2 separate regions of the Mus musculus genome follow, and region 2 is linked to region 1. Evidence: chromatin loops called from intact Hi-C (ENCODE). Cell type or tissue: left cerebral cortex. All regions are shown on one strand. Links, peaks and the distances in the headings refer to the core of each region. The heading gives the core; the rest is flanking DNA. Region 1 overlaps Yae1d1 (Yae1 domain containing 1). Region 2 overlaps Rala (v-ral simian leukemia viral oncogene A (ras related)).

The links. Hi-C counts contacts between places; a loop is a spot of excess contacts. Peaks named below come from ENCODE experiments on the same cell type or tissue, not always from the same donor. Only the 100,000 strongest peaks of a DNase experiment are listed, where the experiment ranks them.
Region 2: a loop joins it to region 1, with 2.1 times the contacts of the local background. A loop is called at or near these places in 4 of 42 quality-filtered maps.

Annotation. Positions count from the first base shown.
Region 1 is chr13:17,974,988-17,990,663 of GRCm38, forward strand. It overlaps Yae1d1 (Yae1 domain containing 1), which reads right to left. Exons shown (of 3, transcript NM_025904.3): 3 at 11,653-14,795. The coding sequence ends at 14,393. Among named protein-coding and RNA genes, the nearest start is that of Yae1d1, 11 kb to the right of the region's middle. In left cerebral cortex, for the core only: a CTCF peak has its summit at 8,439 (motif pointing left); a DNase peak (open chromatin) is centred at 8,430.
Region 2 is chr13:17,880,717-17,896,392 of GRCm38, forward strand. It overlaps Rala (v-ral simian leukemia viral oncogene A (ras related)), which reads right to left. Exons shown (of 5, transcript NM_019491.5): 3 at 12,406-12,614; 4 at 7,791-7,965; 5 at 1-1,785. The coding sequence ends at 1,663. It also overlaps the pseudogene Gm18362. Among named protein-coding and RNA genes, the nearest start is that of Rala, 56 kb to the right of the region's middle. In left cerebral cortex, for the core only: no CTCF peak of the experiment used is centred there; a DNase peak (open chromatin) is centred at 7,315.

The sequences.
Region 1 (15,676 bases), core at 7,141-9,640:
CTAAAGGCACTTGCCACCACGCCTGATGACCAGACACTGCATACTGACAACAGAGTATCTTCAGGTTGGGGCAGAGGCTTCTGCAGCAGCCAGACAACATCTTGATCTTGGACTCCTAGCCCCTCCAGCTATGGGAAAATGTATACCTATTGTTTATACCACACAAACAAGTGTGTGTGTTTGGGAAGTCACAGCAAAACAACGGAATGACTGCAAAAGTAAGAAAGGGGAGGGAAGAGAGCTGACAACAGAGTGCATCATCCTCTATGGGGTCACAGCACCCCACCCCCACCCCCACCCCCACCCCCATGGATAGCTTTGAGAGACTGCAGGGTTTAAGACAGCCATTTTGGAGTGGGGTAGATAGAGATTCATTCTGACCATTGTCTGTAAACGAGAGCTAATTTCCTATGGTCCTATGAGAAGAATAGAGTCCTTGTTCATGCCTATGCTTGATGTATTTTCAAATGTTCAAAACATACCTTTTTTTTTCCTTTTTACATTTTACTTTATTTCAGAAAATCTCTAAAATTAGTGTTAATAATGATTATTTGCTTAAAAGTATCTCCAGAGCTAAGAAGATGGTTAATTCATGTACTGCTTTGGCTAAGAACCTGAGATCATTCCAGCCTCTGAGTCAGGCAGTTCACAACTGCCTGTAAGTAGCTCCAGAGGCCTTTGGCCTCTGAGGGCCCCTGTTCTCACATGCACATCCCTTCACACTCCCTCATCCCCCAAATTAAAGTTTATAAAATTCTTTAAAAGTATCTCTAGTAATCAAAAATGATTAACGTTTGAGTTAAGTTGGCTCTCTTAACTATGTTAGCCTGGTGTTAATGCAGAGGCTTAGTAAATATTTAATATACAAAATACTTAAATCTTTAATCAATAATCACACCGATCTATGTAAATATATGACTTCCTTGCTTATGGGACTGTAGAGAAACCACATTGGGTTTTACTCTGAACTTCTGCTTTTAACAACCACAAACCACAAATCAGAACACATCCATCTTTCACTCAGTGTTTTCTCTGTCTGAGTCATAAGGGTTGGTGAGGGACTTTTAGTGAGTCACAGTGAGTCTGTGGTGGTGAGCGACTTTGTCCTTGGTCTTGCCTCTAAGTGTTGCTTCCTGAAATACTGCTTCCCTTCCAGCTCAGCTGACTGGTCACAGTTGCTTGGGTGCTGTGCTTTCCCGGGAGGTTCCTTTGATAGGCCTCCTGGGCAACAGGAACCTATTTGGTAATGGAGATATCAGGCACTTAAGTGAATTGCCTTTAATTATGGAAAACATAAAGGCTTGAAACAGAGTAAGTGATCAAAACAAATTGCCCTCCCTTAGCAGTAGCCAAGAGGAATGTACATTTAAACGCTGAAGCCCTGTTTTCACAATAATGTGAAAGAAGTCATAGATCGCATATTAAGTCTGAAAGAACCAATGCTTTACCTGTCTAAGAATGCTCTTCCAAAACAAATAATGAGTAGCTTTGATTTTAGATTTAGGATTCTAAAATACATGTACTCATATTACCACTGAAATAGTCGCATAGAAAGTTACATAGCAGGAATTTTTATCTACTGCCATCAGTTTTCAAAAGTCATCAATTTGTAAGTTAATTGTCCCACCTAAAATGACAGTGTAAAGTATTTTATAACAAAAGCCATTTGTGCTACTGAACATGTTAGAGTATTTTGGATTTTTTTTTGTTGTTGTTGTTGGTTTTTTTTTTTTTTTTTGCATTTCTACACATTTAAGTTTCTACACAAAGTTCTGCACATTGTTTCACTTTCATTTTATGCTTTTCGTCTTTCATTAGTTCCCTCAAAAATGTATTTTTTTAAAACAGAAATTCAGTTAAACGATGTCTAAATTTTAAAAGTAAATGTTTGAGTCTCCCCCCCCCAAAAAAAAATTAGAAGGAGGCAAGGGAAAAATGGGAAGTCTTGGCTTAATTTGTACATAAGACTAAGTTAGTGATGCGATCAGCAAGGAAGCACTAAGTAGATAGCCATAACGACTATCAAGGGGGAAGTCTCCCATGAGACGGGACTCTCAGATTAGAAAAAGCACGTGTGGGAGTCTCACATACCACAGCTTTCACTGTCCGGGTTTTGAAGATGTTCCCCAGCTTTCCATACTAATTTCCAATGTTGCAAATTCATAGTTAAATCATTTTGGGCCATCATAGGCCCTTAGTAGCCATTTATCTCCCTCTGTTGAATGTGAGCTGACATCTTTGTGAATATTAGGTAAAAATTATGTAATGTACAAATAGACCACCCTGATTTTTACCAACCACAAGACTAAAAATGTTGACAGAAAGCACCCAAGGCCTATCTGGTAACCCGACCGGAATCTGAGTTCTCAGACCATGAGAACACCTTACCTTATTCTCAAAGTGAGAGCTGTGTTTTCTCACTGACAGTTATGCCCCCAACATAAAGCCTCAAGAATAATTCACTTTTCACTAGAGTTATCACCTGTCTCTACACCAGACACCAGGAGAATAGGTCCCTGTGTCCCAACCATTAAATGCTGTCTCCTCAGGGGTTTCAGCATCTGGAGTTCAGACATACTGAGTTTTGGTCACAGATCCATTGTGGTCATTCAGAGCTTATTGTTTAAAATCCTATTTGTTGGATACTTTGTCTTCTGTTTTACTCCCTTTGGTTTGTTTTCAAATTATTTGGTGTAAGGTATCTGTTTTGTTTGCTTTCAAGACTTTTTTCGATTCAGCTTTTGACTTGTTTTGGCTTCTGGCTGTTTGGTTTGTTAATTGGCTGGCAGTTTTTTCTTTGGACACTCCTCCCATATCTAATCTAAGAAAAGGGGAAATGTTTAGAGAAAAGCAGATCTAGTATTTAGCCAGTGGCCAGTTCTCTGTTTGATAAATGTGTTAATTCAACCTGCAAGTATTAAGAAAAAAGGGGGAGATGACCAAAGTAAAGACAACTTGGATTTTTGTTTCCCTCTGGGGAGCAGTTGTGATCTCTAAATTGGTTTATTTTTATTTTGCAATGTATAACTGGAAGTGCTAGGCAATAAACACCCCCCCACAACATACATAAATTGGCAGCCTGTTTTAATTGGAATTTAAAATTATCTTAAAAAAAAGAAAAGAAAAAAAGAAAATTGGTAAATTACAAAAGTTTGTATATCTATATATCTATATCTATATATATATATCACACACATACACACACACACACACACACACACACACACACACACACACACACATATACACATTCTATAAGTTCTGTCCCTCTAGAGGACCCTGAGTAATACAGAGGTGATTCTTCAGTGTCCTAAGCCATTCTCAGTGGGAGAGCTCTGTACCCCAAGGCATTGCCTTCCTCAATGACATACTTACTCCAACAAGGCCAGACTTCCTAATCCTTTTCAAATAGTGCCACTCTTGGATGACTAAACATTTAAATGTATGAGGCTATGGAGGAAATTCATATTCTAACCACCACGATATTAAGAATAATTTAATTGGTGTTACTCTGTGGAATAATACTCCAAGAAACCATAGGTTGCCAGATAAAAAGCCTAGTGCCTGGTGTGGGATAACTTCCCTGAAGTTACTTACTGGTCATGGATATCTTGGAGACTTCCAAAACAAACCATGCTCAATGGTGGTAGCCCCTGGCTACAGTAGCTTGCGTAGCACAATCTGGTACTATGAAAGCTTGCCAGCAAAAGAGAATACTCCATGATCATTACCACCGATGAGCACGATATCTCCAGAAATAGGACCTTACCATCAAGTTTTGATGGGCAATCAAGAGCAAAAGCGATAGCTTACCCAGCTGTGACTCTGAGTTACAGCAATAACCCAGATGACAAGAAATACACATGGATGCAGTAGTGGCACAAATGTAACAGGAGTAACCAATTGCTTATTGATTGGATTTAAGGGTCTGTTCCACATGAGGAAATATTTACCTGGCATATAAATTTTGCCAAGAACCCATAATTGGAGAGTCCATAGACTCCAGGAGTGAATTTACTACTATTATTTCTGGTAAGTAATCCAACCTACCTCCAAATTAGTATCTCTACACCTCTAGATTTCTGCAGTCTCAGACCCAATCATAGAAGTTTCACTGTGCATGAGGGCAATTAATGAAGAAACTCAGAACTGGCCATAGTACACTGATTAAGTGTCTGTGGAGTGCTCAACCACAAACAGGACATGTGTATCACATACTCTCCTCAAATTCAGGGACCAGCATTGAAGAGGAGGATGAAAGATTGCACGACTCAGAAGCCAGGGAGGGCCAGAGCAAAACTGTCTTCTGGACATGATAGAATCTCTACACTCATGTTTGTAGTGATCATACAGCAGCGCTTGGTGCCTATTTACATACTGAGAAAATATCAATGCAGTCAACATTCCAACATGGGCAGAGGAGAGATTTCCCTAGACAAGAAGCTATTGACACTGATGGCTTCTAAGGGAAGAAGAATCAGTTTTGTTTAAGGTTGTAGGCCCTGGTAGGTTACTTACTACACTTCAGTGTACATCCATAAGTATTTGGGCAGTACAAATTGTAATTTAGTCTTGTTATGAATAAAAAGAGTTAAAAAAATCTGGCTTAAAGTGGCATTAAGAAAAAACATTTTAATCCATAAGAGACATTGTCTCTTCAACTATTTAGCTCCTGGAAATAGAAAAAGGCGCTGCTTTAAGTCTGCATGGCCATTTTACCCTTTGATCATTTGTTACCAAGCCTTTCTGACATCTGGGGAGAGAATCTTTCTACCTTTTTCACTTGGCATACACAGATTAAATAGAATTGGGTCACATATGTTCACAATTGTGTCTATGTAAGTGTTTGAGTGTCACTCAATGCTGAGACCACATGGAACAAAACTCAGTCTTCCCTCAGGATGCCCACCCCCCCCCATACACAATAACTGAGTAACAAACTTGTGGCCATTTAAATTTTTTATTGATTTTTTTCTGTACCCCGAATTATGATGATGATGTCTTGAAATACTTAGCTTAAAAATGTGTGTGAATGTGAAAATGCAAGTATACTGGGGATATGGTAAAAGGCCTGGCAAATACATACTGCCCGTCTTAGGGTTTTATTGCTGCTAAAAGACCATGACCAAAAGCATCTTTGGGAGGAAAGGGTTAATTTGGCTTGCAGGCTAGAGTCCATCATTAGGGGAATTGGAGGCAGGAACTCAGAGCAGGAACCTAGATGTAGAAACTGGCACTCTTGCCCATGGCTTGCCCAACCTGCTTCTTAGGACCACCTGCCCAGGGTGTCAACACCCACAGTGGGCTGGATCCTCCCACATCAATAATTAGTCCAGGAAATACTCATCAGACTTGCCTTCAGGCCACTCTTACAAAGGCATTTTTAAGTTGAGAGTCCTTCTTCCTAAATGACTCTGCTTTTGTGTCAAGTAGACATAAAACTAAGGAACAGACTGACTCATACTTGGGGACTCTAAACTTCTTAAAGTTGAGGTCCAAATGTTTTTAACACTTGGGAGACATTTATGACCCAAACAATAACACCATTAAATTCTAAGATGTAAACTTAAGATTTTGATATAATTGAAAAAACCAAAACACTTCATGATTCCCAGTCGTATATTTCACTTCTACAAGAACATTTCCTGATGCAGTGTTTTGAAGTAAGTGTGTTTGCTTTTCTTCCAGATCATCCTAGGCTAGCCTTGAACTCAAGCCCTCTTGTCTCCTGTTCTTTAGTTTTGGTATACAGGCGTGAGCCATAGTACTGCCCTTTCTTTCCTTACTATAAACACAGTGCATTAAAATTCATTCTAATAAACCAAGCCCTATAATCTCACTACAACAATACAGAATTACTGTATTTGAGAATTATCTAGATTTATGCACAAAATACACATAAAGCAATGGGCATAAAGCATCTGTGTTCCTTTACAGCATTTTACAGTGACTTGTATTTAAATACATATCCCAAACTTTTTGTTTCTATTATTGATGTAATGATAACTTGTAATGTGAATTTGTACCTTTTAATCTTGTGTAGGTTATAACAATACTTTTTTTGAGACAGTTTTTTTTTTCATATCTGTCCTAAGTTGGCCCTAAACTTGTAATCCTACTGCTCCAGCCTAATAATTTTTAAACTGTTGATCTATTAGTGTGTTTCTCATGTTTCTCCATTATAGGGAACATGACAATGAATTACATTTGTACTAATATTTCAAATCTCTTACTCCCTTCAATCCAATTCCCAGAGTCAGGATTTCTCAGCAAATGTATTTATTAATACTTCTGGATCGATACATATCCTTTTATACCAAATTAAAAAAAACACATCGATTTCTAGAATGTTATTTGTTTTTATTTAAATTTTTTATTTTCTTCATTTACATTTTTTAAAAAATTTTTTATTAGATGTTTTCTTCATTTACATTTCAAATGCTATCCCAAAAGTCCTCTATACCCTCCCTGCCCCCCCCCTTCTCCCCTACCCACACACTCCCACTTCTTGGCCCTGGCATTCCCCTGTACTGGGGCATATAAAGTTTGCAAGACCAAGGGGCCTCTTTCCAATGATGGCCGACTAGGTCACCTTCTGCTACATATGCAGCTAGAGACACAAGCTCTGGGGGTACTGGTTAGTTCATATTGTTGTTCCACCTATAGGGTTGCAGACCCCTTCTCTAGTCATTCTTGCCACAAATGCACACTGTTGCAGGATATTTGAACTGTGAACCCCAAGATTGTGCTATTTATTGGAAAAACCTGTTTCTGGTTGTGGTATGGCTCAGTTCTCCAAGAGCTTTCTGCTTACTGTAAATAGGATAGATCAAGAGTAGATCAAGTAACCAATTGACAGGGAAAACTATGGGAGAAAACCATAGGAAGAGGGAGTCAGGACTTAGGATAGAGAGACATACAGGAAGTAGCGGGTGGGGCATTCAGCTTGAGGGTTTTTGGAGAAGGTATAGAGAACTTTTCTTTCTTTTTGGGCTGTTGGCTGAGGAGGAAGGTCAGCTGGGTGCGTTCTGTGCCTCTCTGATCTAGCAGCTTTGACCCCAGCATCTGGCTCCTGAGTCTTTATTGGTAAAATCAAATGTTTGAGATTTTGTTAAAAACAACAAACAGTACACTCTATCATTAGCAACGTTTTTTGCCCAACTTTGAGTTTTTCCTTGGTTGCACACTTGAGACAAAGCGGCCTGTGACATGGCCAAAAGTATCATGTTCCCCTTGGAGAGACAGAGGCCTCAGAGCCTCTAAAGAACACACACACCCTACCCTGCTGTCGCTAACTTTATGAAGGGTCCCTCTGGTTCCATAATAGAGAAATGCTCTTCTAGTTGACAAAGGTGTGACTTGTGATGGACTTGGTGCCAACTTCCAGACATCAAATGAGCCTGATATAGGCACGCCAATAATACATCATTTAGCATCTTGATGTGCGATAAATATCTTGCAGTATTTCTGAATAACAAAAACTGTATTTTTCAATATCGTATCAGTATAGTTTTGCTTTAAAGGCAAGAGGTATCAATACTGTTGTCAAACCAGTCTCTCACTTTATTGTAAAATTTTGATAAAATTTGTTTAAAAATGTATACAGAATCATATGCTTAAAACTAAAGAGTACTGGGGTCTAGAAAGATGGCTCAGCTGGTAAAGACACATGCCACTAAGATTGAGAACCTGTTCCAAGACACATATGCTGAGAGAAGAAAGCTGACTCCAGCAAGTTGTCCTCTGACCTTCACATTCAGGCCATGGCACCCCACACCCCCAGTAAATGTAAGAGACTGCTGAGAACAATGTGATTAAAAATAAACATCAGGGAACATACGTCCATAATGCTGACCGGGCAATTCCTAAGTGAGTAGCTTAGTTACTTGAATGACGTGTCCTTTATGTGAGGAGCATTGCATCTGGTTGTGGATTTGTTGAGAAATACTAGAGTGGGTGGAAACGTTGTCTACTACTACCTTTACGTTATAAAAAGTTGTTTGTGTGGGTGAGAGAGAAGCAGGATCCAGAGCTAGAGAAGAGATGGCTTCGATGTGTTTGAAAACTTTGATCTTGCCGAGCATGTAGACTCTTCATGCACATGAAATCATAACTTCACATAGTCTCCTTCTGAAGGCTCTAGATGCTCTTTTAGGTCTCAGTTTGGGAGAATAAAAGGTACTTTTTTGGAAAGTGTCTTGACATAGGCTGGCTATGGGATAAATTGGATACCAGGCCCATGCTAATTCTCAGGTTAGAAGTAGGCAGACATCCTAGTTTTTGTTTGTAAATACAGTCCTCCTAATCCTTCGCTATATGCCTAATCTTATAATGAGTCAACTGTACAGCCCAACGTCGGGGATAATCACTAGCTCCTTGTGAGAGAGGGCACAGGCAAAGGAAAGGGATACAGCAGGGTGAAGCAGCGCCACCCAGTGGCTGTGAACTCACTCAACAGCCTTTTGAAAACAATCCAAAGGCCTTACTCTTTGATAGTGAATTGTATACAAATACACATCAAAGGACAAGAAAATGGAGTATTCCAGAGTTTGAAAGTCTTGGTTATTTTTGGAAAAAGCTGTAGCAGTATGGCATGGTGCATAAACATCCTCTTTTAGAAACAATTGTTTCTTATGTATGTGTGTAGTCTGCTTTCCTCTACAGGTGCCATCTCTGGCGTTTCCAGATGCCAGAAAAGGGTACTGGATCCCTTAGAGCCAGAGTTATAGGGAGTTGTGAGCCAACCCATGTGGATTCTAAAAATTGAACGTAAATGCTTTTAACCATGGAGCTACAGCTTCAGCCCCTAACAGCCCCATTTTGAACTGAGTCAGAATATATAAAAGCAAGACTCATTATCAAAAAATTGGTGACATCAACCGGACCTTGAGAATTTAGTTCTTACATATGCCAAGCACGATTTGCTGCATCACTTCAGAGGTGGTCAAGATTTTCTCCTTCAAGTGGGGAATGGTATTTTTTTTTTCTTCTTTTAAATGTGTAGCACATTTCTGAGGTGCTTTCATTCCTTTTAATTTCTGGTTGTCATTCACATTATCAGAACAATATTTTTATTGTAGTAGTGTTTAATTAGTGTGATGGTTAATTCTGTCAGCTTCACTGGATCTAGAGTCAAGTAAGAGATGTGCCTCTGGGCAGGTCTTTGAGGGCATTCTCAAGAATTAGATGGGGGGAAGAAGACTCCCCAAGAGTAGGGGACACCCTCTTGTGGCACCCCAGATATAATAAGTCTGAAGAAAAACCAGCATTGCTTGCTTGCCTGCCTTCACTTCTTGTTGGTCAATGTGCTTTCTGTTGCTGCCGTTACCACTCACACCCTGGCCTAGCATCAGACCCTAGCTTCCAATGTGAGTTAAAGGCCAGCAGCTCTCTGGAAATCTTCCAGGTCTTCAGTGCTGGACCTGGCCTGCTGAGGCACCCTTTTTAAGGGTGAGCAGCTACCAGTTTCTCAGCCTCTCCAACATGTAGAAGTGATCGCTGGCCTGTATAATCGGATACAATGAATCCTTTAATGACAAATTTATCATATCAGGGCCGTTCCCCTTGAGAACCCAGTACAACTGCTCTCTGGGAAGACTTAGGAAATGTAGACAGAAGAAAACAAGGGGAACAGAGAGAGCTCCTAGCTCCACTATTAAACACTGACACTGCTACCATGTAATTAGTGAGCATCTATCAAGAGCACAAACTCTGGGGCCAGACTTCTTTCACATTTCAGAGCTATGAGTTTGGGTTAAATTGCTCAGCCTGTCCCTTAGCTTAGTTTCCTTGTCTCTAGCATTGGCTAATGTATCTCTCTCTGACAGAGTTTTAAGATGGACTAAATAAATTAATCTAAAAAAAAAAAGCTTTCAGAATAAGGCCTGTGCATACTGACACTGTATTCACTATGACTTTTACTGACAACTGCTGCTAGTAAAACCATATACAAGGAACCCTGCTGAAGGCTAAGCATTTATTAACCTGTTTCTATCTAGTTCTGTGTAGTTTCTTTCTGTATTTTAATACCTGAAACTATTAAATACATTTTTATGTTTTAAATTTACATTATAGTATGATAATATTATTTATTAGTACAACTTTTGGGTGTTACAGTGAATTAAACCTCGGGCCTTACATATGCTAGGCAAACGCTCAACTACTGAGCTACAGTCTGAGCTCAGTATAATTTTTAAGGATTTTACCAATGCTTAAATGCTGTTGCTTGATGTTACTACTTATCCTGGTATAGATGGTGAAAATTTTCAGATATGTGGATTTTTATCATTAACATGGAAAAAGAAAATTAGTTTTAAAAAGTTATGGATGTGTCTGTGTAGCAGGTGCATGCATTGCCTATGGAGTCCAGATGTGGGCATCAAAGTCTCTGTAAGTGGAGTTACAGATTGTTGTGAACTGTCATGAGAATACTTGGAACTGACACTGGGCCCTGGGAAGAGCAAGCAGTACTCTTCACTGCTGAGCCATTTCTCCAGACGCAGCAACATCCTAAACAGGTATTCTGGAATCCCACACCCCTAGTCATATTTTCAGTTAGGCTAAAAGATTCACTCATACTTTCTCCTCTTATGCAGGAATCTGTGTATCTCTGTACAGAATAGGATGCTAAGTGCTGGGCATTTAACCCTGAATAAAAACGGAACCAGATAAGGTTCTGTCTATAAACATCTCAGGAAGGCAAAGACAAGTCCAACAAAAGACAGAAGTAGGGCTAGGCTAGCGTGAAGTGTACTCACTAGCTGATGAAGCCAGGTGTAAGGCCTGAATCCTGGCATTTGGAAGTTAGAGACTGAATGATCATGAGTTCAAGGCTAGCCTAGGCCACAGAGGCCATCCAGGAACATATCCAGGAACAGGGAGACAAAACAAAACAAAGAACAAGAATGCAGAAAACAAAAAACAACCAAATTAAAAAAAAAGTCTATTTGAATGAAAGGACAAGTTCAAAACATTTTGAAGATATAAAAATACTCAATTGGATCTAGAGTACAAACAAACAAACAATCCAGTGAAGATTTAACGATTTCTAGTTTTGGATGAGTCCAGATGCCATTAAGAGTCAAAACACAAACTGCAAAGAGTCAGGAAAGAGTAGAAAGAATAGGCTGTCTGCTTAGACATGCTGTGTTAAACCACTGAAATAGACTTGAGAAATTGGCAGGTGTAAGTTTAGCTCTAGAGCCTGGGATAAAGATGGAAGCTGAACTGCTAGCTTAGTACAGTGGTTACTATGGGAGGGGAGATCATCTGATTAGAGTCAAAACACCAAAAGGGTCCAAGAATGAAACCTCCAGAAATTTAAGAAACGGGCAAAAAGCGGAGCATTGGCAGAATGATAAAGAACAGTAGTAACTAGGACAAAAATAAAGGCAAGCAAGCGTAGGGGTGGGAAGGGGTGGCTAACTTTGTGAACAGGCAAGTGGCCAGTCTGACAACATTTCGGCGATGGGGCAGCTGTGACCTTGCCTAACAGTGACCTTAGGAAGAGGCAGTGTGAAGAGGGTGAGTGGACAGCAAGCACTTGAGGCAAGATCATCCAACTCTGTAAGTCTGGTAGTCACAAAAGACATCTATGAGGGTGTGGCATCTTCACAATGGGGATTTGAGATTTCTAGACAGCAAAGTCTTGACTGGTAGTTTATGAACAGCATATGTTTATTTCATCTACTGGCCAAACTTGGGAATAATTTAAAAAAATTAAGTTAAAGACACACACACACATGTAACTATTTCCCCTAGGTCTTAGACTAGAGCACAAAGCAATAAAAACCTTACTGTGAATAGGGTGAGAATCACAATTTGGTCTTTATCTGGGTTTACCATGAAAGCAGTTAGCAAGCACTTTGGCAGATAGTCATTGTGCCACCTAGTTATGTTTTGGCCAAAAATGAGATATAATATGGTCCCATAAGGCCCCATCTCTTTGTGACATCATAAACACTTTATATATTTTTATATTTGTTTAATGGAACTCCCCGGGGTTACATTTCTCAAAATCTATCCCCAGCAAGTGGTGCATGGCTGCAAATAAAGATGCTTGTAGATTAATTCAGCTGGCTACTTACTCTGCAAATCATAATTTGGTGGCCTTAGTAGTTCTAATGACTTAAGTGTCAGGAAAGCCCCCCTTCCATATTTGCTTAAAAAGATCTAGATGTGTCAGTGCCATAAGTAACTTACTTCAGATGCAATCTCAGGCCATGACACTCTGGTCACAGCTGCAGGGCACCCTTGCCTTCCCATCTACATTCACCTAGGGCCTCTTCATGAGACCTGGCTGCCTCCCAGCATAGAAAGCAAAGCAAAAGGCAACAGTCAAGTAGATTCTCCTTTACTGTTTCTGGTTGAACTACTCTAGAACTTTTTGAAAAAGCAAGAGAGTTTCTCCCCCTAAGCCAACAGCCTTTTGTGTGTGGTGTATGGGTATATGTCTTTGCTTGCACACACAGAAGATAGAGGGCATCAGAGGTCCCCCTAGCAACCTCTGTGTTGTAGAAACTATGTCTCCAGGAATTTATCTTGCCTTAGACCATTTATTTTTTAGATATTTATAAGACTTAAACAGTATAAAAGCTGAGCAGTTGTCTATCCTCTATGTTGTTAAAATTTATTTATTGATAACCCTGAGTTATTATGTATGAGGTTTTATTTGGGCTATTTTAAACTTCAATTGGCTAGCTCTAAGGACCACACTTTTTGTACTCTTCTTCCCCTCATGGTTCTCCTCTGACACCAAGTCCATGAAACCTAAACCCCACTTATGTCTCTTCCACTCAGCAGGCCTCTTTATTTACCAATCAGAAATAACTCGGGGGCAGGGTCACTCAGCATCTTACAAACTCTCCCTGGGGCAAGCCAGCAAGTGCCTGCAATCTTCCAGGTCCCCCAAGCCCCTGGGGTTAATGTATGCTTGGGACCACATTTAATTTTGAAGTGGATAGTAGGTGTGCAGCAGATGCTTTTAGCTACTGAGCCACCCCTCTAGCTCTCACAGCTAATACCCAACTTCATCTTCTGTGACTTTTAGTGTAATGATACTTTACGCAAGTAATGATGGCAAGGGATTTTCCATTTAGAGAATCTTATCAGGTTATATCTAGACAAAAATCTCAAGATTACATTCAAATCTTAAGAGTGGCTATCACTGTTAGAGATGGTTATGTCTATAGAAAATACAATGTAGAGCAACACTGACACTTGAAAGACTTTAATATTCTGTGGGTTTGACATTTCAATATGGGAATTGTTCAAAAGGTCCTAGGTTCAATCCCTAGTACCACGAGGTTTTAAAATAAAAACCCAGCCATCAAATGTTACTTTGATACTTGAAGCATGAATTAGTATATCTACAACACTATTTCAAATTCTGCTGACACAATCTCTTAATGTTCTGTGCGTTTTAAGCAGGGACTGAAACCAGGGGCCTTTACAAGGTCCTCCAGCCAGTCTCTCAGGAATGCATCTTTCAGCACAGCTAAATACTGGTTAGACAGCAACCGAAGCTGTCAGTAAGGGGTAATTACCTGGATGGCTCTCAGTCAGGCGTTGTATATTAACTTCAGGTGGGGAAAAGTGATGAAAAACTCCTTTCCCGATCCTGGGTCATGGAACAAAAATCTGACTGTGAGTCTGTCTATGCTAGATTATGCATTTCGTTCCTGTCAAAGCAGTACTGTTTTTTGCCCTTTTTAAAAATCCCAATGTAAATAACAAGTAAAATTGCAGTTCAGACAGAAATAGTTTGTTACAGTTTGAGAAAATGTGGCCAAGTCCTCATTACCTAGAATGCTAAGTAGTTTCATTTCTTTACAGTTTAGCACAAACTGTTTTTTTTTTTCAATTTTTTTCATGAAATTGAACATCTTTAATCATAAATACATAAATAGGTCAGTTTTAGTACTTTGCTTTTTATTATTCATTCAATAATATAAATATTGTGTCAGTTTCTACAGTCTCTTGACTTTAATGTATAGCTATCTATAGATCTGCTTCTCCTTATTTATGCTAGCTTTCAGGTTACTTCTGGCAACTCTGGCTTGCTTGCTGGTGAAGAGGCCCTGATTCCAACAAAAGCAGAAAGCAGCATTAGATTTTATTTTCCTTGTTCTAAAATGCTTGGCTTTTGCTAGTCTAAAAATGATTGATTTTGATTAGAAATTTGAAAATGACAAGGATTTCTGAGTGTATCTAAAACTAAACAATTTACCAATGTCATTCCATTTACTAGTGTTAATACTGAAGACCCTTAACAATTCCGTCCACAAAGGGTAACTACAGGGGAAGTGTTCGTTCAATCAGCGTTACCTTATCCAGAACACAATGCTCTAAGTAATAACTGAGCATTACTTCCACTAGAAATGGGGAGGTAATTTTATAGTTGTCTCAGGTGCTGTAATATGTCTGCCGGTACTCCCAGCTGTTTCACTAAACTGGATGTCTGCTCCAGAATCCAAGAGAGGCTTGGTTTTTCCAAATGTGCATGCTCTTTTGGTCTACAATGTTCTGGATGTGAACAACCCATCCCATTTGGACTGTCAGAATCGGTGTTAATCTCAGCGTTACTGTCACCTTTCGCTTGGTCTGACGGAACTACGTGACAAAGGTCCATATCCTCAATGGCGTCCAATAAATCCGTAACTCGTGGCTGTGATGTAACCGATTTCAGACGTCTGAGCACACACTCTTCACACTGGTCAACTGTGTCCAGGAGGTTACTTATCTTACTGATCAGAGTCGAACTATTACCATGAAGGTGACACCAGGAAAGCAAAGCACTGAATGGAAATATGAACAAGAGTTAAACAGGAAACAAATTAGTGGCAGGCGTTTAGGATACTAAATACTACATGTCTTTCTTCTACACAACACCATGCAGAAATACTTCATCGATAATGCAAGTCAACATTAAGTAATGATGTAAATAACACTGAAGTTTAAACACAGTGTATTTTAATTAGGAAGACTTAATATTATATACTGTCCATAAATAATATCCCTTCATAGTACTGTATCTTTTTTTTTTTTAAAGATTTATTTATTTTATGTATGTTATCATGTGGTTGCTGGGAATTAGTTGAACTCAGGACCTCTGGAAGAGAAGTCAGTGCTTTTAACTGCTGAGCTATCTCTCCAGCCCCATCAATTTTTTATTTTTACATTTTTCTGGCCACGTAACTTCTGTACAGTAAGATATTACTTATAGAAAGACCAAAAAAAGTTTCTTATTTTTCTTTCCTTTTAAAATAGAACTCCTAGACTTGCTAAATTATTAAAGACAAAACATTATCAGAAGTATTTTAGAGACTTCATCCTCGGCTACTGAACATTTTATCAGTGTGACCTCAAGTCAATGTTTTTATTTCTCGGCACTACTTAATATTTAGCCTAAGGCATCAGGTAATCAGGCAAGCATCCTAACCCTGACCTATAGCACCAGCCCCACTTTCTTATGGATAGCAAATAGCTTCTAATCAGTCATTATAAACTTTGTCACAAATTACAATCACCAACAGAGCTTTAATATTCTTGAAAAGTGTTAAGAATTCGACTCCTAATATATTTATTTTTGTTTAATTATTTTCTAGTAGACCAACCTTCCTCCCTCATTTTTCATATAATAAAAAAATCATGGTTCTTTTTTCCTTTGGGTTGGTAC
Region 2 (15,676 bases), core at 5,941-8,440, 95 kb before region 1:
AGCAAATTGCAATGTTAGTGGTTAGGACCCTGGTTCAACAAGACTGCAATGAGTGCACGCAGCCATGCTGGGCCTGCTGGCTGGGGTTACACAGGGAACTCTAATTTTGCACATGGCCTAGTCTGTGAAAATATTAAATCAAACCCTTCAAGGACAAATATTTATGGTAAGCTGAATGTAGTATCTAGACAGTAGAGTTCCTGAATGCCTGTTTCTGGTAACATCATGTACACATTTGTTTCCTGGAATGCCTGAGTGTCTCCTTGACCTTATGAAATTAGGACTGTGCAACAAGAAAAACTGTTTAATCAAGTGTCTTAGCCCCACAGAGGAAAAGAAAAAAAACCTAATAGTGGTTTACTTCCCATTGAAATTACATTCCTAACAGCATGCTTGAATTCTTGCAGCGGAAACATCACAGACTGACGTCTGGTCAGTATGTGCCATACATGTTTGACTGCTTCATGTTAGGAAATATTGATACAGTATTCATTATGAACATAAAGAGACTACAAAGACTTCTCCTAACACCCAAACTGTAACCTCAGGAGTACACATTTAGAACTTACAGGTAGCAAACATACTTCCTCCAGTGTCCTTGTACAGACCACATTAGCTCTCCTCATAGTCTTCCCTGTGCCCTGCTCCCAGGAGATTAAACACTTAAATGCGCATCACTTGCAGACAGCAATGACTGGGGACCAGCACTCTACATAAAAGGGGCATTCATTCAAACTTAATTGGTACTCACGCTCATAATCTAAACTTATCATATAAATATATGCTGGCCCTTCATCTTTAACTACCTTAGAGTTTATTAAAACCAATGAAGGAGCTCTGGAACTCTAAGAACCAGAGTATGGCACACATCTGTAATTTGGTCAGACTCCTAGCAGTTGGACATTTCTCAGGAATCTTTCTTGTAGCTCTCCACGGCCTGGCAAGATAAGATCTTCTGTTATTCGTCACATGGGCAGCAAGTGGCCCCGCGAGCTAGTGAGAACACACCCAGAATGATGTCACTGGATTATTTTTCAGTTTCTAAATTAAGGCATATTCAAAAATGTCCATGTATAATAAGTTCCCATCTCTTTTCTAAGTTAATCATCAGGTAATTAATATGCAGATTCACAGGTGAATTACTCTCAGTTTTACTATATGCAACAACCATGCCAGTAACTTCTTCAAGATTTGCATAACAACAGCTTAAAAAGTAGTACAGTTAACTATCGTGTTCACAATTGTCATTTTTCAAGGCAGTAGAAGACCAAGACATTTTAAAATAATATAAAATTTAAGCTTTATAATAAACACCAGAGGAAATGGTCATTTCTTCCCCGCCCCCATCTTACCTCTTGATTAACAGTTTGAGAAAGACTGCCCCCCCCCCAAAAAAAAACCAAGCTTACACGCTACATTCAGGACTGTGATAAATGTAGGCAATTATGAAATAAGTTGAACTCTGCTTCTTGGTGAAGCCACACAATTTCTTTTTTAAGTGAATTTGACTTCCAGTGCAGTTCCAATTCATGCTTTTAGTGATACATAACAATTTCCAAAATGTTAAAGTAATTTCAGTCAATTGAGCCTCCAATGGCAATGCTTATAAATTATATTTATTAGTATGGTCAGGTCAGGATAAGAAAGGAGTTTGGGCTTTGATTATAAAATGCAGCATCTTTCTCTGATTCTCTTGGCTAAACTTTTCCTCTTCTTTTTTCCATTTTTTTCTTTGCTGTCTTCCATCTTTCTGGCTCGTATTTCCCTCATTAAATCAAAAAATACCTAGAAATAAGAAAGTAGAGTAAATAAAACCAGCAACGGCATGAATTCATGATTGTATCTCAGCAGCAAACCCTGGGGATCAAAGAATCCTGTCTAAGAATCCGCTCTTCCCCAGGTGGGAGCCTGGGCCCAGCACAGGATGGCAAACGCTCAGTCACAGAGCTGCTGTCCCTCGGTGGGCTTGCTGCTGAATGCAGGCAGAGGACAGCACACAAGGAAGTTGAGACTTGAGAAAATAGCAGCTTTTCTGAATGACATACACCTCATGGTAAATTGTACAACGAACCCCACCTATTTATTGTAATTTTCAAGATTCAAATGAAAATAGTGCTATATAGTAATGGCAGAGCCCAAGATAAGACTCAAAGGATTACATAAAATACTTTTGAAAGGCTACTTATTTTTATTTTATGTGTATGAGTGTTTTGCCTAAATACATGTATGTATGTGTGCCAGTGTACCCCATGTTTGTGTACCAATGGTGTGCCCTGTGCCTGATGTGGCCAGAGGCACTGGATCCCCTGGAACTGATGTTGTAGACAGTTGTGAGCTGTCATGAGTGCTGGGCGCTGTACCTGGGTCCTCTGCAAGAGCAGCCAGTGGTTTTCACAGCTGAGCCATCTCTCCAGACCATGTAATGAGCATTCTGTGATCAATAAATCTATTTTGCTAACTTATATTTGGTGATGATTATGTTTATAATGAAAAAATTAACATGGAAACTAAAAATTGCTAGTGAAATAACTGAGGTATTAAATTTCAACTACAAATCTGTTCTCTAACAAAGAAAGACCTAGAAAAATATAATAAGGTAAGTGTGAGAGGGAGGGTAGCTCTCACAGTCCACAGTTCTACATAATAAGCTAAGTGTAAGAGGGAGGGTAGCTCTCACAGTCCACAGTTCTACATTCTGTTTGGTCCTTAGAGTCTTGCTGCCTACCCTGAACTCACCAACCACCTGGCCAAGCTTCTCAAGAAACTCAATTACTACTTATGGAATTAAAAACTAAACTATAAAACCTTCTACCTTCAATAAGACTAGAAACAAACAAGAAATATGTGTGCTCATATATACAGCACAAGTGACAAAGACTATAGTGTCTGACATGCTTTTCTTATTATGCCTTTAGCTCTCAATGGAAACTAACTGGAGAACTGCCAGGTGCAGATGTATGGAGAAGGTACTTGTATGGAGGGAGTGCGTGTGCATCTGCTTGGACTTGTAAAGATAAAGCTATCAAAGGATGAACCAGACACTAACTAGACTAGCAGGAACACTATTTTCAAGAGCAACGGAGGACATCAGAACTGTCGAGCACCTCTGAATGACATTTCCACCTGGGAAAATTACAATTTTGTCCACTAAAACCATAAATAAAACACAAAAATTCATTAAAATTTGAAACTGGAAACAATGACTAAATTCCTAGTTGATGATATGATCATGTAGAGAAAAAAATTATTTCAGGGGTCTTTAGAACACAGTATATGGAAAATTCACCTTAGGTGTTAAAGATAAAAATAAAACTCAAACAAGTAGGACCATCATGCCTAGCATGCAAGAAACTCTACCTGTGATTCTGAGTCACACACACACACACACACACACACACACACACACACACACCTATATCTACATACACATACAAAAACATACCACACACTCATACCAACATGTACGTACACACACACACACACACACACACACACACACACACGCACACACATACACACACACACACGCACACACATACACACACACACACACACGTGTGTGTGCGTGCACAGGAACTCACATACACATACAGAACCTCAGCAACAACAAAAACAAAGCCAAACAAGTCTCAAGAATCACGCTGTGAAAGTGACTCACACACTGGAGGACAATACAAATGTCTGCTGGAAGCCAGGCTTTCCAGGATGAGTGTTACCTCAAAGAGGTAAGGATCTGTGATAGAAAATCTGAATGGGTAATAACAGCGTGAATTCATGAGCTTTTCTTCTATTTTTAGAAACGATTTCCTGGCACTGTTCAATGAAAAGCCACAAAGAGGTAATAACCAGAAGGTAATGAGCAAATATTCTCAGGTTGAGGCTGCCGACTAACAATCCATCAAATGGGATTCTTGGGTAATAGCTGATTTTTTGAGCTGGAGCAATAAATGTAACAGTTAGGTGAGAAAGTGAGGAAGCTATAAAATGCTAGTGCCTCAATAGACAAGGGAATGGATGTTTAAAAGGTAAATTCTGGACTGGAGAGCATACAAGGCTGAAATACCACAATGCCATAGACCACAATGTTGGGATTCAAATTCTCCCAGGGATTTTGGAAGCCCCTGCTTCCAATTCAGATGGGACTAGCTCTAGCAGGAAGCCCCCTTTCTGGCCAGTGAGAGTCTTCCAGTACTGGTCTCTGTATCAGCACTGTATCAGACATATATAGTACACTAGGAAAAGGACATAGAAGGCTTAACTTTCCAACAAGTCAATGACTTTCAGAAGTCACCCAAACTAGAAAACATGGCAGGAAACATTTCAAGTTGGCATCAGCTAACTTGATGAATTAAGTCCTGTTTCAAGCGCCAACTGAAACAAACATTAACCAAGGAAGAGGAAGACAGACACCCCCCTCCCCACCCCCCACCCCCGGAGACGGTAAACACTCCCCCTATAGCAGAACCACCTCCCAGGCTATCTATCTTGTTCTCCTGGCTCCACCCTCTTTTCTCATTTTAGGGCAACCCAATGCCTATGAAATTTGGCTTTCTAATTCCACACTAATGACCAGAGAAAATACCTTTTCACATAAATAAAAATAAAGACAGACAAAACAAACTCACAGGTTTACGCTTGACTTAAAATATCTGTGGCTAAAAAATAAAAACTGCCCTCACCAGTATTTCTAGTTTTAAGTATTTAGTGGCCCTGAGTTCACACTTGAGACTATTAAATTGTCAAGAGAACCAAGAAACTATTATAAAAAATAATACACAAAGAAAGTAATTTGTGTGTATATGTGTGTATACATGTAGCTTAGAATGGTTGTAAGCTCTAAGAAAGCTACACAATTCAGAAATCACAAAATAGAATAATCAAAATCTGACAGTATAATCTATTTTTCCCATGGTGAAAGATAAAGTATGCCACATGAAGACATGTAACAGACTAGGAGACAATAATGACAGCAAATGAAGTGGACAGAAGATTAATGTTATTATTCTAAAGTAGACACAAATCAAAAGGTATGTAAGCCATTAGGCAGATGGGCAGAAAGACTTCAGATGGGCAGATGACTGGGTCAATCAATCAGTCAATCAAAGCACATGCAGTCTCATCGGTAATCAGGGTTCACCATGTTCTGGCAATTTTAAAAAAAATTTATTATTATTATTATTATTATTATTATTATATCTGGTGTGTAGCTAACTTCACACATACTAGAAGAGGTCGTCAGATCTCATTACGGATGGTTGTGAGCCACCATGTGGTTACTGGGATTTGAACTCAGTTCCTTCGGAAGAGTAACACTGAGCCATCTCACCAGCCCTCTTGCAAGTTTTTAGGGCTGTCTTAGTTGGGCTGGTAAAGACTAAGAAAACTGTCTTATAAAGCACACTGCTGTGGTGGGTACTTTGTCACCTCAGATAAAGAAGAATCTTTTTCTAATAACCTCAGAAAGTTTGGTGAAGTACTGTTTGTAGTAGGAAACCTGTGGGTGCCAGGGGAGAGATGGCTCAGTGGTTAAATGCAATTTTTCCTTTCAGTAGTGGGGTTCAGTATAAGGACTCATTGTGACTTAAAACAAGTCTGTCATTGGACACACGTAGCTTTGGTCTTTCGCATCTATAAATTCTGTTTCAATTACTACCGTTGTAAATATATTTATATGTGTATTATAATTTTCCAGAAAATACATTTTAATTTTTATTTTAATACTTTTGAATTAATGGACTTTAATTTTTTTCACATAATATTCTGATCATAATCTTTTTCTCCTGAAACTCCTCCCAGTCTTTCCCACCTCCCTGCCAACCCAACTTTATTCTTTCTCTCTGAAAAAAAAAATCAAACAAACAAACCACCCCCAAAGACAAAATAGTATGAAAAGCACAAAAACAAAACAGAGAGCACAGAGAAACCTACTGAGCCGCTCTTGTGCTGGCCAACTGCTCCTGAGCCCAGGACCTGACCTGGGTGTAGGTTAGCACAGCAGTGATGGCACACTGGGGAAAACTGCATTTTTCTTTCCTAGCCACTCAATTACAAATAGCTTTTTGGTTAGGAATGGGATTTGTGCTACTTTCCCTGTCCACACTAGGACAACATACACTTTTAGAATCTGAAGTGCTGGGTCACACTTTTGAGAGATAATGACCACATTGCCCTTCTATAAATATGAGGCTTTTTGTACATTTCTTGCCAATAATATACTTTCATTTTTTTCCTAACGAGACAGGCTAAAAAATATGACATTATATTTTTTAAACAGTACATTTGTTTTTATAAGTAAGACAAAGTCCTTTTTAAGTTTAAGGCCATGTCCCCTTTTTTCTGGTAATGCATTTGGGCTGCACTCTTGCTGGACTGCTGGCTGTCTTCTCGCTATCCTGTGAGTGCTCTGATCCCAACTGGCTTCTTCTGAGGTCAGCTGACTAGACACGGCTGTGACAGCATGGCTCATCTCTGTGCACTGCCTCTGTTTGCCTCTCTGCCCCTCTCCCCTTCTTCTCAGTCACTTTTAGTGTGTTCACAAGTGTCTTAGGACAATTAGGAAGACAGATAAGCCTATGCTTTGAAAACTCCCTCATATTGAATATTAAAATACATTTTATAAGAACTTTACAAATATTTAATATAATCTTACAGAAAACCAGCACAGTATACGGAAGAGAAAAACTGTAGGACTCGCTGTGTCCAAGTACTAAGTCTGACCACCTTACTAAAAACCTTAATCATGACAACACAGCCATAATATCTGTTATAAATGAACAGAAAGAACCTCTGATTTTTTTTCTTTATCTCATGATGCTTTCTGCCTCAAATTTTTTCTTTTCTTGTGTGCATGTGTTTCTTCTTAAGACATATTCTCATTGCGACTATGTAGTCTAGGCTGGCTTTGACCTCACAGACAGCTGCCTGCCTCTACTATGGCTGACCAACCTCATGCTTCCTGACTCAGTATTATGGACCTCTAAGTATAAGCAGACTGAACTACAAAAGCTCACTGCCACCCAGAGCAATGTAAGCTTTCTAGAAATGCATATTCCGATTCTAGAACAAATGAAGCAAAATCCTTAGTGGTGAGCCTTAAGGCTGTGTGCCTGTTAGGATTCAGGACAACTGGGTGCACACTGGGTTTAAGGGGCGCCTCTAGAGAGAACCCCACTGGGAGTCTCCAAGCACCAGAGCCATCTCAGCCCTGAAGATAATCTCCCCTAATCCTGGAAAGGGTTCCATCCAGAAGGCACCCTCCCTTCAGAGGCCTTACATAACACTAGGCAGGCATCAGTCAGAGCACACACAGTGCTGGCACGGTAGGATCTAGAGCTGCTTTTACACTATACAATGCCATGAAAAATGAAGGCAGTGAGTGGGATGAGGACTTCTGATGACTTAAAAAAGTACGCTTGTCTGTAGTTCTTATATCTGAGAAGGCCCAAGACAAGGTGAATTTCTACTGTCTTACTTAAACATTTACAGATGATACACTCAGTCTGTCAGAGCTGGTGAAATGGCTCTGTGGGTAAAGGTGCTTGCCACAAGCCCAAGGACTTGAGTTTAATCCATGGTGGGAGGAGAAAAGAGACTGTCCTCTGACTTCTACAAGTGTGCTACGGCTCCCTCCCACCCTCAATAAATAAAAGCAAACTAAAAACAACAAACAAACAAACAAACAAACAAATGAAATCACTGTACTAAATTATAGTTTGGATCCTGGAGTCTAGATTAAAGTAGGGTAACAGGGCCTTTAGATACATGGCACAGTAACAATGAGAACAATTTACCTTGTCAACGTTGGCGCGCGTTTTAGCAGACGTCTCCACATAGTTAACGTTCCACTGGTCAGCTCTGTTTTTTGCCTCTTCTACAGAAACCTGCCTTTTATCTTCTAGATCTGACTTGTTACCAACCAGGAGAAATGGAACATTCTCATCTTCTTTTACTCTTAAAATCTGCTCCCTAGATAAGTAAAAGCAAGCAAGAAAGTATTAACACAATGTCTGTACATTAAACATCACATAATAGGGACTGGAGCAATGGCTCAGCAGTCAAGAGCATGTGTCACTCTTGCCTCCGGAGGATCCAGGTTCAGTTTCCAGTGCTCACATGATGGTTCACAAGCATTCCTAATACCAGCTCCAAGGGATCTGATGCCCTCTTCTGATTCCTGTGGGGACTAGGCACACTTACGGTGCACATAGTTACATGCAGGCCAAAAAGACTCATACATATAAAATAAATCTAAAACCAAAACAAGTAAACAAACAAACCCCTCAGAATAACAACTAGCCATCTGCAATCAGAATTTATTTACAAGCATGTTTCTAGATAGTACCAAGTTCATCTGTTACCTGCCAACAATTAATTTAGATATATATTCCCTTAACTAAGGATAGAAAACTACAGCAAAGTAGGAAACGCCAGCATGGCAGTAGCAGAAAAGCCGTGAGGACGGGCTCCAGGGCAGGAGCCATGGCTTTCCCTGGTTGCTGCTGTAAGTGTGAGCACATTTTGTGCATCAGCAACTCACCTACCCTCACCTACCACTTACAATCCAGATCCAAACTCATATCCTGCTATTTGTATTTATTTTAGTGTTTTCTTTTCGGTGTGGGACACTAGGCAAATGTCCTGACACAAGCATTCGTGCACAGCATCTTTTTTTTTTTTCTGCTCCAAGCGCTCCTTCAGCACTTAGCTTCCCGACATTCCAACAGGCTGTGTGGACTCTCAGACTATCCTGATGTGATGAGGAGCTTGAAAGATTAGAGGAACATGACTGAGTCTCTCAGTTTTTCTCTTAATTAAACTGATATTGTGGAAGAAGCTTTCAGAGATAGATAGCACTACTCTAATTACACTCCAAAGGTCCCACACAGACAGAGATTTCCATAGATAGCTCTTGAATACAAAGATGTCATGTGTTACAAGGTATCACGGATTGTAAAGTACTATGACTCTGCTCTTCCTAGCCATGTGATTCTGAGCAAGGTGCTTCTTTGCCTCAGCTTCCTCATATGTAAGGTGGACTGACAATGCGATCGATACTCACACTGTTGCTGTGCTTATAACTGCGTGTGGTACACAGTCAAGTATAGAATGAGTCACAGGCGCCTTATTACTGGAGCAAGATGCCTAGCTAGCTTGTGTATTTATTTTAAGGTCATAAGATTGAATCCCAGGCTTTGCGCACACTATGAAAGCGCTATATAATGTGTTTTAAATACTCTCACACTATGTCATGTGGTATCATATAAGGATTTTGAATATATTTCTTAATGATTCATTTTTAATATTTTATGCTCTTTTACTTTGCTTAATTCCCAAAGAATATTTTGTATGTTTTGAAACAATTTAGTATTCAACATTAGATATATGATCCTCAGTTATAGACAGGATTAAATATTCAGTAGTGATATTTTTAGGGTGTGAAAGGATATAAATATAAAAGTTGAAAATAATTTTTATATATTATTTGATTCTCAAAATACTCAATATTATTAATATGTTTGATGTATAAATGCATTTAAATAATAAAAAAATTAAGAAAAAAAGAAAAAATTAACACTAATAAAATCTAATTTATTAAAAAAAAGAGTGACTCTACTGAGCTATGTCCTCAATTCCTTTCATTCTTTTTTTTTTTAAAGATTTATCATTATATATAAGTACACTGTAGTTGTCTTCAGACATCCCAGAAGAGGGTGTTAGATCTCATTACAGATGGTTGTGAGCCACCATGTGGTTGCTGGGATTTGAACTCAGGACCTTTGGGAGAACGGTCAGTGCTCTTAACCACTGGCCATCTTTCCAGCCCCAATTCCTTTCATTCTTGAGAGAAGTCTCAGTAAGTTGCCAGTGTGGCCTGGCTTTGAACTTGTGACCCTTCTGCCTCAGTATCACAGAGAACTTGAGTTACAGGTATCTGAAAACACGTTTGGCCTTTTCACTTTCGAAATGATGACACATGGGCTGGCTGAATGGCTCAGCTGGCAGAGGCGTCTGTGGCCAAGGCAGACCACCTGAGCTCATTCTCTGGGACCCATATGCTAGAAGAGCATGGATTCCCACAATGTGTCCTGCAGCGTATGTCCATACGCTAAATAAATAAATAGACAAAGAGATAGAATTAAACATTTAAAATAAGAAACAAAATAAATACCTTAGAGTACCTAGCTATCATAGACATGCTATACCTTTGAAATTGTTAAGAGATGCTGAGTTATAGCAACACAAACATGTGCAGAATTTTGGCCCATCACAGTTTGTTACCAGGGCTGGTAAAAACAAAATCTCTTTTGAGAGGCAGAGTCTCATGGTTTCAGGCCGCACATTTACTCTGCAGCACAGATGCCCATGTGCTACCCTACTGCCAGGCTTACTGTTACATGTTAGTCCAGTTCAAGTTCAGACATTACTATAGAAATTTTAAAATATGACAATCCCTTTAAAACTTGGCCCAATTTTATTTCTGAAGTAAGGAAAGGTAGGTCCAAACAGTTCCCAGTTCTCAAATCCAGTGTCGATCAGCCACGTGTTACACTGTTATATGATTATAAACCATGCATGGGAGAAAGAAATGGGTAAAAAGTTCACAGTTCTCAAATCCAGTGTCAATCAGCCACATGTTACACTGTTATATGATTATAAACGGTACGTGTGAGAAAGAAAGAAATGGGTTCTTGAGAAAGACTTTTTCCTGGTAAGAAAAAAAAATGTGTAAGTTCAGTAAAAAGGCTGGATAAGTGTGGAGCTGGAGAGATGGCTCAGAGGGTCAGAGCACTTGCTGTTATTCCAGAGGGGCAGGCTTCTATTCCCATACACTTGGTAGCTAAAAACTGGAACTTCCGCTTTAGGGAATCTACTACCCTCTTCTGGCTCCCGCAGTGCATAGACATACAAGCAGGCAAAACTCCCACACACATTTAAAAAAGTGTGGTATGGTAAGTGTGATACTAGTGTCGCAAGCACATTTAAGGAGATGGGAAGCAATGGCCTGCCTTGGTGACAGATGAGCAGGAAGGGTGAAGGCTGGACGTATTTAGGGACAGCTCTGGTGCTAACTTTCAGGTTGAATCATGGAGAGTGGCGTCTGTTACCAGTCAGACTGTTTCAAACTGACTTTCTTGGTGCTGATGAGTCACTGGGGCTGCTCTTCTTTATGGGAAGGAAACTGCACTGGAAGTACACAGAGAAGCAACGAATTACCCTGACTTCCCAGTCAACCATAGCTATGGAAAAAAAAAAATCCTATTCCATTATCAACAGCAATGCCTGCTTCATAATAAACTCTTTGGTATCTTCTGGAAGAATGAAAGAGCATGTATTAGCACTTATATAATTTTCCACGTCTCACTGATTCCAAGTGGATCCGTCATCCACTATGCAGTATCACATATGAAATTCTTCTACAGAAACCAACAGATTTGATCTTATAGATCAGTTTATCTTGTGCATTTTCTCAACCACATGCCTTTGTTTGGGGTGCGTGGGGGAAGACTGCTCTCTAAGATTCTTTAAGAGCTCTCGAGTTTCAAGTATATAAGTGTTCCAACACTTAAATATCGTCTTTTCTCCCAGGGTCATCTTTTTTATAATGTTCTCTGAATGCCTTCCTTCCCTTTCTGGATCTTCTATCATGATCTCTTCCTACTTTACCCTCCATGTAAAGGGGTTTTGTATCATGCCTTATATATACAACTAGGCTGCAAACCCTGATTAGAGGATGTATTCAGGATTCTGTAGAGTATAACACATGCTTCTCCTGTGCCTTGCATGATAGAACTCCAATCACAGATACAAAACTCTGTAAGTAAAGAGCAACTTGTATGATGAACTGAGTACTTTCAAGATTGCTTCAGAGACGGTTCACGCCGATAGCTCTCAGACAGACAGTGATGTCATCTCCTCTAAACCAAACCTATGTCAAACTCCAATTAGGTACACAGTGTATACTGTAGAACAAAGTCAAATATGCTAATCTACAGTGATTCACTTTATAAATTTAGTTGATAAGATTATTGTATTTTAAAAACTCTAGGCACCTATATAATAAAGAGGATGACACAAGTGCTGAGAAACTGACCATTGCAGAGAAGATGTGGAGCATCACTGTGGTCCCTATCCCACCACACCAGTAGACATGTTACTTTGAAACACTTTAGTAAGGCATAAAGGTTCTCTGGGCACTTGAAACTACAACGTAGCCAGCACCTGGACAACTGTAAGCCCTGAATGAATATATATGTGTATATCTACAGCGGCCAGAATCACACACTGATATTGAAGTGGAAAGACACTATTCAAGACAGTAACGATTAACGAGCAAGAAACTTCAGTTATCCACCTGTTTCTGGGAAGAACTGTTGTGTGTTTACATGAGATTAGGCTCAGCCATACCTGAAGTCCGCGGTAGCTGCGAAGGACTCCATCTCTGTGATAGAGAAGACACAGAGGAATCCCTCCCCACTTCGGAAGTAGTTGTCTCTAATTGCAGCATAGTCCTCCTGCCCCGCTGTATCTAAGATGTCGATCTGCACTTCTTCCCCGTCCAGGACTACCTTCTTCCTGTAGCTGTCCGCTTTGGTAGGTTCATAGTCCTCTACAAACTACAAAACACACACACACAAACACATCCGTTTTTAAAATTATTTTTACTTTTAACAAAATCTTATTTAGAAGTCACTACTCTTTACATGTTTTCGCCAAATAGTAAAAGCTGTACCAATTTTCATTTTAGATTACTGGTCAGCTGTTTTATCTGCAAAAAGACTGGGTTGAAGTCTTACTTCTAGGCTGTTTACACCTTGAAATTAGTGCATTTTCAATCTAGAAATACCATACATACGAAACACATTACACATATATACTTTTTATCAAATTTAGAATCCCACTCTAGATGACTTTAAATAAAACAAGATTTTGGTTCCAAAGCTGTGGAAATAACTTATAAGCCAAATTTTAGATAAATACCACTATGCCTTTCTCTAAAAGGTGACAAGTTTTAGTACCAGGGGAGACCACTCTCTAGAAACCTTAGCCTTTCAGAACAAGATGGTCTGACTTTACAACATCGTCATCCTCACTCCATTATTATGTACACACACACACACACACACACACACACACACACACACACACACACACACATATTGTAGGCTTTTAATCAACATTTTCATTATTTGCTTAATGTTTATGTAAGTTACTAGTTATCTACCTTTGACAGCAGGGGCCCAAAACTACTACATACTCAGTTCTATACATGCTAAGTCTAGAACAGCAAATAGTACACGGTAGAGCAGCAGTTCTAAATCTTCCTAAGGCTATGACCCTTTAACACAGTTTCTCATGTTGTGGTGATGCCCAACCATACCATTATTTTTGTTGCCATTTCATAACTGTAATTTTGCTACTGTTATGAACTGTAATATCTGTGCTTTCTGATGGTCTTAGGTAACCCACAGGTTGAGAATCACTGTGGTAGACAGTCAACAATTATTTACAACATAATGTTTTAGTAACTGTATTATCCAACATTCTACCATTACTTTTTCTAACACTGTGCTTAGTCATCCATTGAAAGCTAAAAAGCTGATGGAGGCTGGAGAGATGGTTCAGCAGTAAGAGCATGTGCTGCCCTTTCAGAGGACCCAAGTTCGATTCCCAGCACCCACATGGCACCTCATAACTGTCTACAGCTCTAATTCCAGGAGATCTGATACCTTTATACAGACATACTCGTATTCAAAGCACCAACCAATGAACATGAAATAAAAATAAATAAATCAACACAACACTAAGAACCCCACCATTCTGTGAGTGTGAAACCAATGCCCAGTCTGAGCAGCCTCTGCTGAAGTCTGTGACCAGTATCACTTCTCTCTGTATAACAGCATGGGAAATATCTTTGTAAACTTCTTCAAGGACCTCTCTTGAAAAAAAAGAAAGAAAGAAAGAAAGAAAGAAAGAAAGAAAGAAAGAAAGAAAGAAAGAAAGAAAGAAAGAGAGAGAGAGAGAGAGAGAGAGGGAGAGGGAGGGAGGGAGGGAGAGGGGGAGAGGGGGAGAGGGGGAGAGGGAGAGAGAGAGAGAGAGAGAGAGAGAGAGAGAGAGAGAGAGAGAGAGAGAGGAAGAAAGGAACAAACAAACCTTCTCAGGATGGGCCTGGATGTTGCAGGAATGTCAAGAATTCTATATAAACTGCAGCATGGTGAAACCCTGATGACCATTCCCACCATACAACTGAAGTGTGGTGAAGCAATAATCACCATTCTCTCACCACTAGTTTCAGGGTGTTGACTGCTGAGTACAAGAACATCAGTTTCACCATCTGGGGTATGGGCAGCCAGAAAAACATCCCACTATTTACAGAATGCCCGAGGTTTGATCTCTACAGTAGACAGCAATGACAGAGGGTGTGCGAATGAGGCTTCCGAGGAGCTCATAAGGATCCTGGCTGAGGCTTAGCTGGGATGCTATTCTGGTGTTTGCCTACAGGCAGATACCAACTGGACCTCCCCAGTGCCACAGTGTAGCTGAAATCACACTCAGGCTGGGGCTGCACTCTCTATGCCACAGGAACTGGTACATTCAGGTCACCTGCCCTACCAGTGGGGCTGGTTCTATAGAGGACCAGACTGGCTGTCTAATCAATCTGGAAGCAGAAGTGAACCAGACCCTTCCCCAGTCAGTTCCTTTTCTCTGCCCTCAGCTATCTTCTCATGCTGCAAGTCTGACTCCACCGTCCTAGGTGTAGGAGCTGTCTCCATGGATGGGTCACATGTACATACAGTCTACAGCCAAGCTTTTATTTAATGTAAATGGTTTCTGTTTCTACCTAGACCGTTTCTGGTGCCCCCATGCAATGTTACTTAGCCTTTTGATTATGAAAAGAGAACCAACTCTCTGTTAGTACTAAGGAAGGATCTAGCTAGGTGTCAGGGCACCTGATTCCCAGAGCCATAGGGCTGGACATCAGTGTCAGGATCCATTTTGGTGGTTGGTTTTCAACACAAAGTCAGTGCATTAAAATAAAAAAAAAAGCAAGATGAGAAACTTCATCACACAGAAGGGTGCATGTGTCTGGGGTAAGTTTTGCTTTAGCAACCTCAACACTAACCCACTTGATTGGCTGTTACCCTGTGGGAACAAACTACTCTCGGCTGCATGACCACAGCTGAGACCCTGTGACATGACTGCCTTTGGGTCACCTGTATACCACAGCTTGCTTATACTTGTGATCACATAGTCACCTAGGGATGAGCTGATGGTCAAAGGGTCCAGGGCCTGGCCTTGTCTTTGGCTGGTGAAAGCCTGGGCCAGAGACAACCCACATTCCCAGCTGGTTTTGGGCTCATTTGGACATGCTGGCAGAAATCAGGAGGAGCTGGTGCAGGTTGGGTGGGTAGGTCTACTCCAGCCCCACATTCATGAGCATGCTTACCTCCATGTTTGAAGCTGTTGTCTTCCTCAGCCTGCAAGGGTCTGACCTGCTGCCCAAAGATGACCTCTATTTTTTTCTTTTGTGTTTTGATAAACACTGAAGAAGCTAGAACTGTTCCACTTCTCTTGGGGAAACCTCAGGACTGGTTTATTTGATGTTGTGGAGCATTTTACTGTTTTTAGTACATAATTAGTAATCAACTGTTTTGTATACTTGTTTTCAGTTGTCACT